Linked DNA regions of Homo sapiens: region 2 is linked to region 1. The links are chromatin loops, found by intact Hi-C in ENCODE. Cell type or tissue: mucosa of descending colon. All regions are shown on one strand. Each heading gives the region's core, and the rest is flanking DNA. Links, peaks and the distances in the headings are about the cores only.

Region 1 (5,375 bases), core at 325-5,324:
TCAGGCCACAGTAGATGCTCCGTAGAGGTTGGTACCCATGCCACACGTAGCTGACCACAGCAGAGGCCTCAGTCTCCTCGCTCTCGTAAAGTTAGACAGCTTCGCTGGAGGTATAAATGGTTTAGCCTTGTCTCTGAGTTTTCTCAGATGGTCTGAGACACGTGGCTTTTTTTCCCTTCTGGTTTCCTCTGAATCGATTCCGCCACTGGTGAAGGGCAGTAAATTAATAACTAAATTTCCCCCCCATGACAACAAGCCCAACAACTAATTGGCTCAATATCTCCCTGTTGCTGTAACACTTTGGGATTTTTCTAGGTGAGATATAAATAAGCCAATTCTATTAATAAGCCATTTGGCCAAGGGAAGAAAATACACTTGGGAGATCCCAAGGGGCCTGGGGAAGCCGCTCAGTGGCCCATGGAGTGAAAGACTTGATTACAGGAATGAAGTATTCTGCCTCTGTGCCCTCCTCCCTGCAAATCTGTACTCCCTGCAGACTCCTCTCAGGCTTGGTGGGGGAGGGGGAAGTGAAGCTTTGTTAAGTTTAAAAATTATAATTTAGATAAATCTGTGCATTCATTGGTGTGAGCGTGTCTCTGGAAAATAATAGTTAGCAGGGTAGAACCTGCCGCATTTCAGGGGCTTTATTGTCTCCTTATAATTAAGTCCTGCACAGAAATCCAATTACAAGTGTTCTCAATCACCCTCCAGCTAAGTGCTAACAGAGAGGGGAGGAAGGCTCCTGGACTTAAATAACTGGATAAAAATTAATATCGTGGCCGTGTTGGCTAATTAAAAGTGCCGCCTCTATTAGCAGGCCTTTATATTAATAAATGAGACTATTATTATCATATCCGACAACCAGGGTCTTTATCAAGTCTGCTCTGTCAGCCCCGCTTTTGAAAGCACAAGTTCATGGCCCCAGGTCTGGGCTTCTGTGGGAGCAGAGGGGACAGCTCCATCCTATCCAACAGTTGACTGAGGTGGGAGCATTAGCGCCCGCCGTCTTGTGTGGTCCTCACACCAACCCTGTCTAGTGTGTGTTACGGTTCCTGCTTCACAGCTGAGTAAACTAAGCTTAGATGTTGAGTAACTTCTCCTAATAAGAAGCAGAGCTCGAATTCAAACCTGCAACCTCAGGACCCTGGGTCTAGCATTCATTCTATTACAGCAGCTCATTAGCCTTACTATGGATGGGCTGGGTGGGTTGGATGGGTGGCAGATTTTTATTATGGACCAGTACCTAGATGGTGGAAAACTTCCCTTCAGTAGATCTTCAACATCCCTTGTGGGCCAATCATGTATTTACTGATCCCCTCCCATGGGTTAGGCACTGTTCTAGGTGCTGGATACGATGGCCAGCCCGCTTTCAAGAAGGCAAGCAGGTATTTACAACGACAGAGCAAGTGTAGGGTGCCGCAGAACCACACCAAGGAATATCCAACCTGGGCTTGGGAAATAGGGAAGATTTCTCAGGGGAGATGGCATCTCATTTGAGTTTGGAAGAACAAAGAGAAGAAACCCAGGCCAAGAAGTGAGTTGAGGGAAAGAGTTCCAGGCAAGGAAATCCTGTGTGCAAAGGCACCAGAGAGAGAGCAGCTATAAGCAGTTTACTGTGTCTGAAATATAAAATTCAAAGTGTGTTGTGAAAAAATTATACAGCTGGAGAGGTAAAAAGGGCCAGATCACATGAGGCAGGACCTTGCGGCTGTGCTCACAGCTTAGGCAGCTTACCCCAGGGGTGACTGAGCATCTTTGAGTGGTTTTTGGCAGAATGATGTGAACAGAAGCACTTTTTGTGTTCATCCCTCTGGCAGGAGTGTAGAGGACGGACTGGCCAGAGGCCACCCTAGAAGCCAACAGCCAGTTAGGAGTCATGCAAGAGAGATGAGAGTGACAGTGGGGATGGGGAGATGTGGCCCCTTCCAGAGACAGGCAAGAGATAGAACCGTCCAAACGGTGACTGACCACAAGTACAGTGTGAGGGAGAGGTGGGAGCCACGTCTGACCCCATTTTTCTGGCTTGAGCAAAGCAGAGGGATTTTAGAAGGTGGGAAAGAGAGGATGAGGGAGTAGTTTTGGGTGAAAATAGTAAGTTCAATTTTGACATGAAGAGCTTTCAGTTTCTTAAGAACATTCAAGGTCAGGTGTCCAGTGAGTGGTTAGATTCATGAGTACAGAGCTCCAGAGAAATAATGGCCTGGAGATAATGCTTTGGAAATTATCAGGTCACAGATGATGACTCAAGTATGATCATAGATTAAATCATCCAGGAAGGGATGGAGTGGCCACACAGGTCTTAATCTCCGTTCATCATTTCAGTCCACAAGCGCCATGCATCTCCTGTATGCAAACCACTCATCTCTTGTCACCAAGCATTTTCGTCTATTAGTATAATATTTCCTTAGCGACAATAGATGAAGAATGTCACGTCCAATTTCCAACCAAGGCTAGACATCCTCCAACCCACACAGAAACATGGAATTTAATGTGAGTCATCAGTATCTGTTGGCAATCCAGTGAACATGAATTGAAACCTTGGCTTGACCTCCAATTTACTTCAACGCCTGACCTATCATGAAACCAGGAGCTCTGAGAAAAAGTAGCCAAGTACTCTTTCAGTTTCACAGAATATTTACCCTAAGTCACCAGAGCCTGGTAATGAAATCCAGACTCAATTATTTTAATGTCTAAATTCCAAAAATAATGATAATAATGAATGAAATGCTGAATGGACTTAAAGAATGAAAGCTTTTAAGTGAGGCAGGGGTGGAAGGACGAGGAAGGAAAGAAAAATATCTGAAAACAACATCTTGTTTTTACAAAGTAATGGGCCCACTATTTGCCATCCATCAGCTAACAAATGCAGGAAAGTCCTGATTGATAGGCACACTAAGATTGGGGTGAAAGTTACAATGTGATGAATTTTCTCATGATAAGGAGATTGTTTCAGCTTTCACTGAAAACCTTGCCAGGGCGTCTGGTTAAGCTTTCTTGCTCTAGTAAGTCAGCTTATTTTCTGATCCTGCTTCTGGTCAGACCTGGGGGAAGGTGAGAGGCAAGCCTGGCCAGAGTGGAATTCAGAAGGTAGTTCCTTTTTTTTTCTTTTTCTTTTTCTTTTTTTAGAGACAGGATCTGTCTCTGTCATCCAGGCTGGAGTGCAGTGTTAAGATCATAGCTCACTGTAACCTCAAACACCTGGGCCCAAGCGATCCTCCTGCTTTAGCCTCATAGTAGCAAGGACTACAGGCACACGCAACCATGCCTGTCTGATTTTTAATTTTTTTTCGTAGAGACAGGGTCTCTCTATGTTGCCCAGGTGGGTCTTGAACTCCTAAACTCAAGCAATCCTCCAGCCTTAACCACCCCAGGTGCTGGGATTACAGGTATGAGCTACAGCGCCTGGTGTCCGTAGGTAATTTCTTACACAAGATTATGAAGTGTGAAGTCAGAAGGCAGATCCCCAACATTATGTCTGGGGAGGTACCAAGTTCAAAGCCACATGATAAGGCCAAGACCTGACCAGCCATTAAAGCCATTAGAGAAGGAGCCTAAAGGAGGCTACGGGAGGGATGGGAACAGTCAGGAAGCTGGAGGAAAGGACATAGGGACAGTGGTGAATAGGAAGGAGTCTGAAAGATCCCCAGTGCTCAAGAATTGGCAACATCTGGGGATATTCATTATCCATTGCTACATAACAAATTACCCCAGACCTGAAACAACCCACATTCACTATCTTGCAGTTTTTGTGGGGAAACTGGGAATGTCTTGGCTGGATGCCAGTGGCTCAAAGCCTCTCCTGAGGATTGAGTCAAGGTGGAGATGGGAGCTCTGCCTCCTCTAAGCCTCTAAATGGAGAGGGAGGATCCACTTTTAAGCTCACTCACGTGATTGAGGAAGGCCTCAATTCCTCATCCCATAGGCCTTCCCAAAGGCTGCCTAAGGGTCCTCAAACATGGGAGCTGGCGATTGGAGAAAGAGGGAGAGGAAGAAACAGTGAGAGAGAAACCAGGAGAGAGCAAGTGTTCCAGGTGGAAGCCACAGTCTTTTTATAACCTAATATTGGAAGTGACATGTCATCAATTCTGTCTCATTCCATTCATTAGGAGCAAATCCATAAGTTCAGCCCACACCAAAGGGGAAGAGATTACACAAGTGAGTGAACACCAAGGGGCAGAGAATGCTGAGGGCAACCCTAAAGGCTGCCAGCCACAGTGGGGTTACTTTTCAGGTCCCAAAGGCAGGACTGAGTGCATGGGCATGCCAGGTCTATTAAAAACACTATCAGGCCAGGCATGGTGGCTAACACCTGTAATCTCAGCACTTTGGGAGGCCAAGGTGGGTGGATCACCTGAGGTGAGGAGTTCAAGACCAGCCTGGCCAACATGGTGAAACCCTGTCTCTACTAAAAATACAAAAATTAGCCGGGTGTGCTAGTGCATACCTGTAATCCCAGCTACTTGGGAGGCTGAGGCGGGAGAATCTCTTGAACCTGGGAGGCAGAGGTTGCAGTGAGCAGAGCCTGCACCACTACACTCCAGCCTGGGCAACAAGAGCGAAACTCCATCTCAAAACAAAACAAAACCAAAAAATGGCTATCACACGCTGGACAGCAGAATGTGGCACCAAATTCTTCTTTGGTGGATAAGAGTCTCACAGAATTTCTGGGCCATGTCGGTTATTATTTTCCATGACAGCAGGTGTCAAGATAGAAGGTATAGACAGCTAGGGTAACCATGTACTGATTCTCAGATATTCTCTAGCAGTTGACTTTTTGAGTAAATCACTGATGGAATCCTGACATCTGTTCCCCTTTCCCCACTGACCTTTCCTTTTAAAAAAATTCTAGGTCAGGCACGGTGGCTCACACCTGTAATCCCAGTACTTTGGGAGGCCGAGGTGGTGGATCACCTGAGGTCAAGAGTTCGAGACCAGCCTGGCCAACATGGTGAAACCTCATCTCTACTAAAAATACAAAATAATTTAGCTGGGCATGGTGGCAACTGTCTGTAATCCCAGCTACTCAGGAGGCTGAGGCAGCAGAATCACTTGAACCCGGGAGGCGGAGGTTGCAGTGAGCCAAGATCATGCCACTTCACTCCAGCCTGGGCAACAGAGCAAGACTCCACCTCAAAAAAACAAAAAACAAACAAACAAACAAAAAAACACAAACAAACTTCACTGTTCTTTTCTGTGCTATAAATTAGTCTCTCCTATAAAAGACACTACCTTCAAATTTTCTGCACAAAGCTCACAGGGCTACCTTGATGGAGAAATCTTCTGGGAACAGAGTTGCAACTCTGAGAGCACAGTCAGTCACATTAGGAAAATCGAGTTGGTTTCTTTACTCTTTGAAAAGAATTTTAAGAATCAGC
Region 2 (5,375 bases), core at 208-5,207, 94 kb before region 1:
CCACTGGACCGTAGGGTTCTGGGAGGGCAGAATCTGTGTGCTGTTCGCTGTCGTTTCTCTGTTGCATAGCACCAGAGCTCCACAGCGTTGACATCTGATAAACATTTGCTGAGTGAACAGTGTTAGGATCCATCCTGAACCTCTCAGGAGGATGCCGTGGAGATGTCTCCGTCATATCTTTTGTCCCCCTGCCAGAGGCAGAACACTGTGCTACTGGACCACAGGTTATGTTTTTACTTTTTACACATCTGGTAGGTGGGGGACCTCTATGCCCTAACAAATAAGAACCCATTCCCAGCACAGCAAATGTTTTTGCAGCCCAGCAGCCTCCTGCCCCAGCCAGCAACAGATACCTAGGACATATCAACTGGAACACTTCAGTCCTCTGGCCCCCTTGCCTGGTCTTTATTTTCACCCCTGCTGTGCAAGTAGGGGTGAGTAATATCCAGACAGGCCCAGCTCAAGCCCCTGCAGGGCCCCAGCAGAAGACCAGGAGGAGTGTGCAAGGGCTACACTCTCTGGGGGGCAGGGTCTTGATCTACAAATTCCCACTTTCCAGGCAAGACTGAATCAGGCAGCTCTTTTCTGTGGATGTTCCCATTTAGCCAGACTTTTCAAAGGATGGGAGATTTACTAGAGAAACTGAATGCAGACATCAGAGAATGGGATAATTGGATCCAGGTGGTATATTTGGTTGGCTGTAAAGAGTCTGTACCATACTATGAATATTATTTGATGGGAAAAGTTTCTCCTTTCCCTTTTTGAATGTTTTCTGTGTAGGCAGGATGTCTCAGCCCAAGCCCAGCTGAAAGCTCTTCAGAGATGAGTTTGTGCCACTCAATAGCCTTTCAACAGAGTTAACCATTTTCAGTACTTGCCACTGGCTTGCCCAGCTCTCGGGAGGATGCTAGTGGAGGGCAGAAATAGATGGAGCCTTTGCTGCTACCTCTCGCGAAGGCAAGAAGTCTTAGGGCTGCCACTCAGAGACACACTCGGCTTAGCCTACCTGCCTTATGCAGGTAAAGAGATTGGGGACATTGAGGCCATGACTTGCCGCCCAGTATCACCTCTTTAGGGGAGTTGACAGTGCAAGTGTGAGTACACACAGGACTGTGTGACACACACCTGCTAGTCGTCACAGCCTAACCTCACTGTACCCTCTTTGCTCTCTCTGCCAGGTCACCAGGGTCCCCGTGGAGTCATGTGAGCAGTATACGACTTGTGGGGAGTGCCTGAGCTCTGGGGACCCTCACTGTGGCTGGTGTGCCCTGCACAACATGTAAGTTTGGGGTATACTGGAAAAGGGTTTGGCATGCAGAAGACCGGGGCTTTCCGGGAATGATGGGATATGACAGTACTTTGCAGAGAGAGGAATTGTCCTCTTCAGAGCAGTAATTCTAATCGTGGCTTCAGTGTTGAGAGCAGGAAGAGGCAAAGAGGCCATGGGTGGGCCTTCTTTCTAAGTGCAGGGTCTTTGCCTCTCTTCTTCCATTTTACTTCCAAATTCAGCCCTTCAGCTGCTCTGAAGTGAGGTGCTTATATCCTTGTGTCTTTGAAAGAACTCACAAGGGATACTGTAGTCTTTAGGTTTCCCCAAAACTTCTTCAGTGTAGCCTGAAATGGGTGCCCCTCTGTGCCAAGAGTGTGCAGATGGTGGTGCACTGGCATTGGGAGGTTTAGACTCCAGCTAGCTGCTGTGTGACCCTGGATGGGTCCCCTGACAACTCCAGGCCTCTGTTTCTCCATTGCTGTTTAGGGAAAATGCCTATTTCACAGGTGAATTGTGAAGACTGAATGAAATAATAAATGCTTTGGTAATAAGGAAGCCCAGAAAAGGCTACACAAATCAGAATAATTATCATGGACCCTATACCCTTGGGAGGACCCTTCTGGTCTCATTATTTTATGATTCTAAGAAGTTCACATCTCACTTCAACTGGCCTCATGATCTGCCGTTGAATACCAACTCAATATAAATGCTAAATCACACTTAAACTTCCTAATTTGAAGAGCCCCAGGGGAAGAGAAAGGGTGAAAACCCCGAAAGACAGGAGCTGGCTAGGAATTCTGTTGCCCAATGGAGTTGGAAACTCCAGGGCTCCATGCCAGCTAGCAAAGCATCTCCATGAAATGAGCTGGGTTTGGGGTGGAGGCGGAGGCGGAGGGCCAGAGTTCAGGGTCCTGCACAATAGCTCTTGGCTTCCAGCCTCTGCGGCAGGTGTTGGGAGGGCTCTGGAGGGAGGGAGGGAAGCTGGTGCCTCACAGATGCAAAATCTGGACTGGATTTGAGCCCGTGAATACTGGGTTCCCTGCTTGGGTTTTGGAGGTAAAAGACTGCTCAGAAAGTTTTGCAGAAATGCTCTTAGCAGACCTGGACAGTGTGTCTCCATTTAGGTCAGACAAGTGGTAAAGATGCTAATGTTGTGCCCCAGAATGGCAAAAGGGGGTAAATCTTGGTTCCCTGCAGTGAGGCTGACCCACCAGCCAGCAGGCAGGGTCTTTCCTCGAGAGAATTTCTTTCTCCAAAGAACCTGACAGCCTGCTGCCAGCTCTGTGCAAAGGGCCCTGGGCAGCCTGCCCTCTAGCTCTGCAGTGGTCATGTCCAGCGGTACCTCCTACTCCCCATGCCTCCGCCACTCTGTCCTCCCAGCTTCAGTGCCTGTGGCACTTCTCCCATGTCGAACACACCAAAATTATAGATCGGGGATTATCATTTATTCAACAGCAAGGACGTCTGTTTTCCCCATCTTGAACAAGTGCCTATAGATCTATCAGCAATGCCTGGGCCTCCCCGCTGCCGCAAACCACCTGGTCTTCCTCCTGGTGCAGGTCAGCCGTGACTGCTGGAATTAGCCACATCAGAATAGTCCCAGGTTTCCTCTGTCCCCTTAACTCCTTAACTCTTTAGAGAATCCTCCCTACCTACCAGGACACTCATCTCCCAGCTTCTCCGCCCCAAGAGCTCGCGGAGAACAAGATTTTTGCTGTTTATACCCAGAGGTTTCTCTGCATCTGGTCATTCTCTTCTTCACCAGACCCTCCTGCAGTGCTCTCCCACCTGCCAAGCAGCAGCCTGGTATCAGGCGTGAGGAGATGGGGGAAGCTGCAGCTCCCGGGTCCCCACGGTGGCCTCTTTAATGGAGGCCGAGGGCTGAGGAGCCTCTGAGGGGTTGGGGGGAATTGAAGCCTTCCTGTCTCTTCTGTATGCCTTGCTCTTGCAAGTGTGTTATTGTCTCCAAGGCTATTTATCTCTGTTAGGGCTGTTGCCATAAATAGTATGATAAAAAAGAGCCATTTCAGTGAGTCAATGAGATAAAGGCTCCAGTCAAGAGCTCACTTTAGAGCTATCTTAAGGATTCACTTAAACCTCAATAATTCTTTTCTTTGACAGCATTCATATTTAGATCCATTATGTGCCTGAAAAGGAAGAGGGGGAGGAGTTTGGAGGGAGTTAGGGTGCGAATCACTGCTTGATTGTGGAATCACTAGTGTCCCGATGGCTATTTGGTTTGGACACGCTGGCACCAGCCGTGGAGCGGGTTTCCATGTGACAAGGCAGACAGTAACCTGAAGCTCCCGAGTGCTGGTGTCACCTGCCCACCTGCTACTGTGGGCAGGGGAGCCTAGAGCCCGAGATGAAGATGTTGGGAGAAACAGCCAAACAAGCTTTCTGACAGAGGCAGCCCTGGCTGCAGCGCCTTGTCTGTCTCTCTGTCTCAAGGCATTATTTCGTGACACAAACATTTATTTAAAATATACCATGTGACAGGTAGAATATCCCAATGAATAAAACATGGCCACTGCCTTCAAATAGCCATTAATCCACCCACAAGATCATATGCACACTGTCCCACACTGCCAAGACCCTCTCCTATTTTCTTAAAAATTTCTCTGGAGGAAAATGATAATATGAATCATTATCAGCATCATTAATATTAATATTATAAGGGCTAACACTGTCATGGCACCTACTATGCGCCAGGCCATTTTCTAAGCACTAACTCCTTTAATTCTTACACCAACCCTGTGAAATACGTATTATCATCCTCCTCCTCCTTTTTTTTTTCTTTGAGATAAGGTCTCACTGTGTCACCCAGGTGAGAGTGTAGTGGTGCAATCACAGCTCACTACAGCGCTCAAGTAATCTAACCAACTCAGCCTCTTGAGTAACTGGAACTAGAGGCGTGTGCCACCATACCCAGCTAATTTTTTTTTTTAGAATGGGGTCCCACTATGTTGCCCAGGTTGGTCTTGAACTCATAGGCTCAAGCAATCCTCCTCATCTTAGCCTCCCAAAGTGCTGGGATTACAGGTGTGAGCCACCATGCCTGGCCAATCCTTATTTTTTTTTTACAGTTGAGGAAACTGAGGCAGAGAGAGATTAAGTAGTTTGTCCAAGGGGTCGCAGCTAGTAGGTAACAGGTCTGAGGTTGGAACCCAGGCTCTTTGGCCCCAAAGTTCATTTGCTTTTCCATGGCTGTGCTGCTTCTCAGGTCCCACAGGCTGCCCTCACTCTGTGGTCTCAGCATCCCACAGTGCTGTAAAGAGTCATTCTAGGGCCAGGTGCGGTGGCTCACACCTGTAATCTCAGCACTTTGGGAGACTGACGCAGGTGGATCACGAGATCAGGAGTTTGAGACCATCCTGGCCAAGATGGTGAAACCCCGTCTCTACTAAAAATATAAAAATTAGCCGGGCACGGTGGTGGGCGCCTGTAATCCCAGATACTCAGGAGGCTGGGACAGGAGAATTGCCTGAACCCGGGAGGTGGAGTTTTCAGTGAGCTGAGACCCTGCCACTGCACTCCAGCTTAGGCAACAGAGCAAGACTCTGTCTCAAAAAAACAAACAAACAAAAATAACAGAGTCATTCTGAGGCAGGAAAACAGGGTCTGGAGGCAGGGAACATAAGGCTGATTCACACTTCAGCTCTGACAGAAAATATCCTCTCCATAGGCGTACACTGGCTGTAAATGACTTTGTAACTTTACTTCATCCTCTTCATTTACATAAGACATACTCCAAGCAGAGGGTATTTAAACTCCCCCAAAATTCTATAACAGGGCCTTTGAGCCCCTATGCTCAGGCCCGCTCCCGCACTGTGGAGTGAACTTTCATTTTCAATAAATCCCTTCATTCCTTCCTTGCTTTGTTTGTGCGTTTTGTCCAATTCTTTGTTCAAGACATCAAGAACCTGAACACCCTCCACTGTTAATTCTTTGTGTCGAAACTGGATCTCTCATGTTGGGGATTAATCCTCTTCCCTCTCAGTCTGTCCTTAACTGCGACGGAGACTGTCTGAGAGTCACCAAGGCCCTCCGGAGTACAGTAAAAGTCTTCTTGAGAAGACAGGACACAGGCCTCAGGGCAGCAAAC

The links. Peaks named below come from ENCODE experiments on the same cell type or tissue, not always from the same donor. Only the 100,000 strongest peaks of a DNase experiment are listed, where the experiment ranks them.
Region 2: a loop joins it to region 1, with 4 times the contacts of the local background. A loop is called at or near these places in 5 of 110 quality-filtered maps.

Annotation. Positions count from the first base shown.
Region 1 is chr1:208,005,113-208,010,487 of GRCh38, reverse strand. No RefSeq gene overlaps it. Among named protein-coding and RNA genes, the nearest start is that of LINC02767, 49 kb to the right of the region's middle. In mucosa of descending colon, for the core only: no CTCF peak of the experiment used is centred there; no DNase peak of the experiment used is centred there.
Region 2 is chr1:208,099,051-208,104,425 of GRCh38, reverse strand. PLXNA2 (plexin A2) reads left to right here. Exons shown (of 32, transcript NM_025179.4): 5 at 1,179-1,279. Among named protein-coding and RNA genes, the nearest start is that of PLXNA2, 140 kb to the left of the region's middle. In mucosa of descending colon, for the core only: no CTCF peak of the experiment used is centred there; a DNase peak (open chromatin) is centred at 2,185.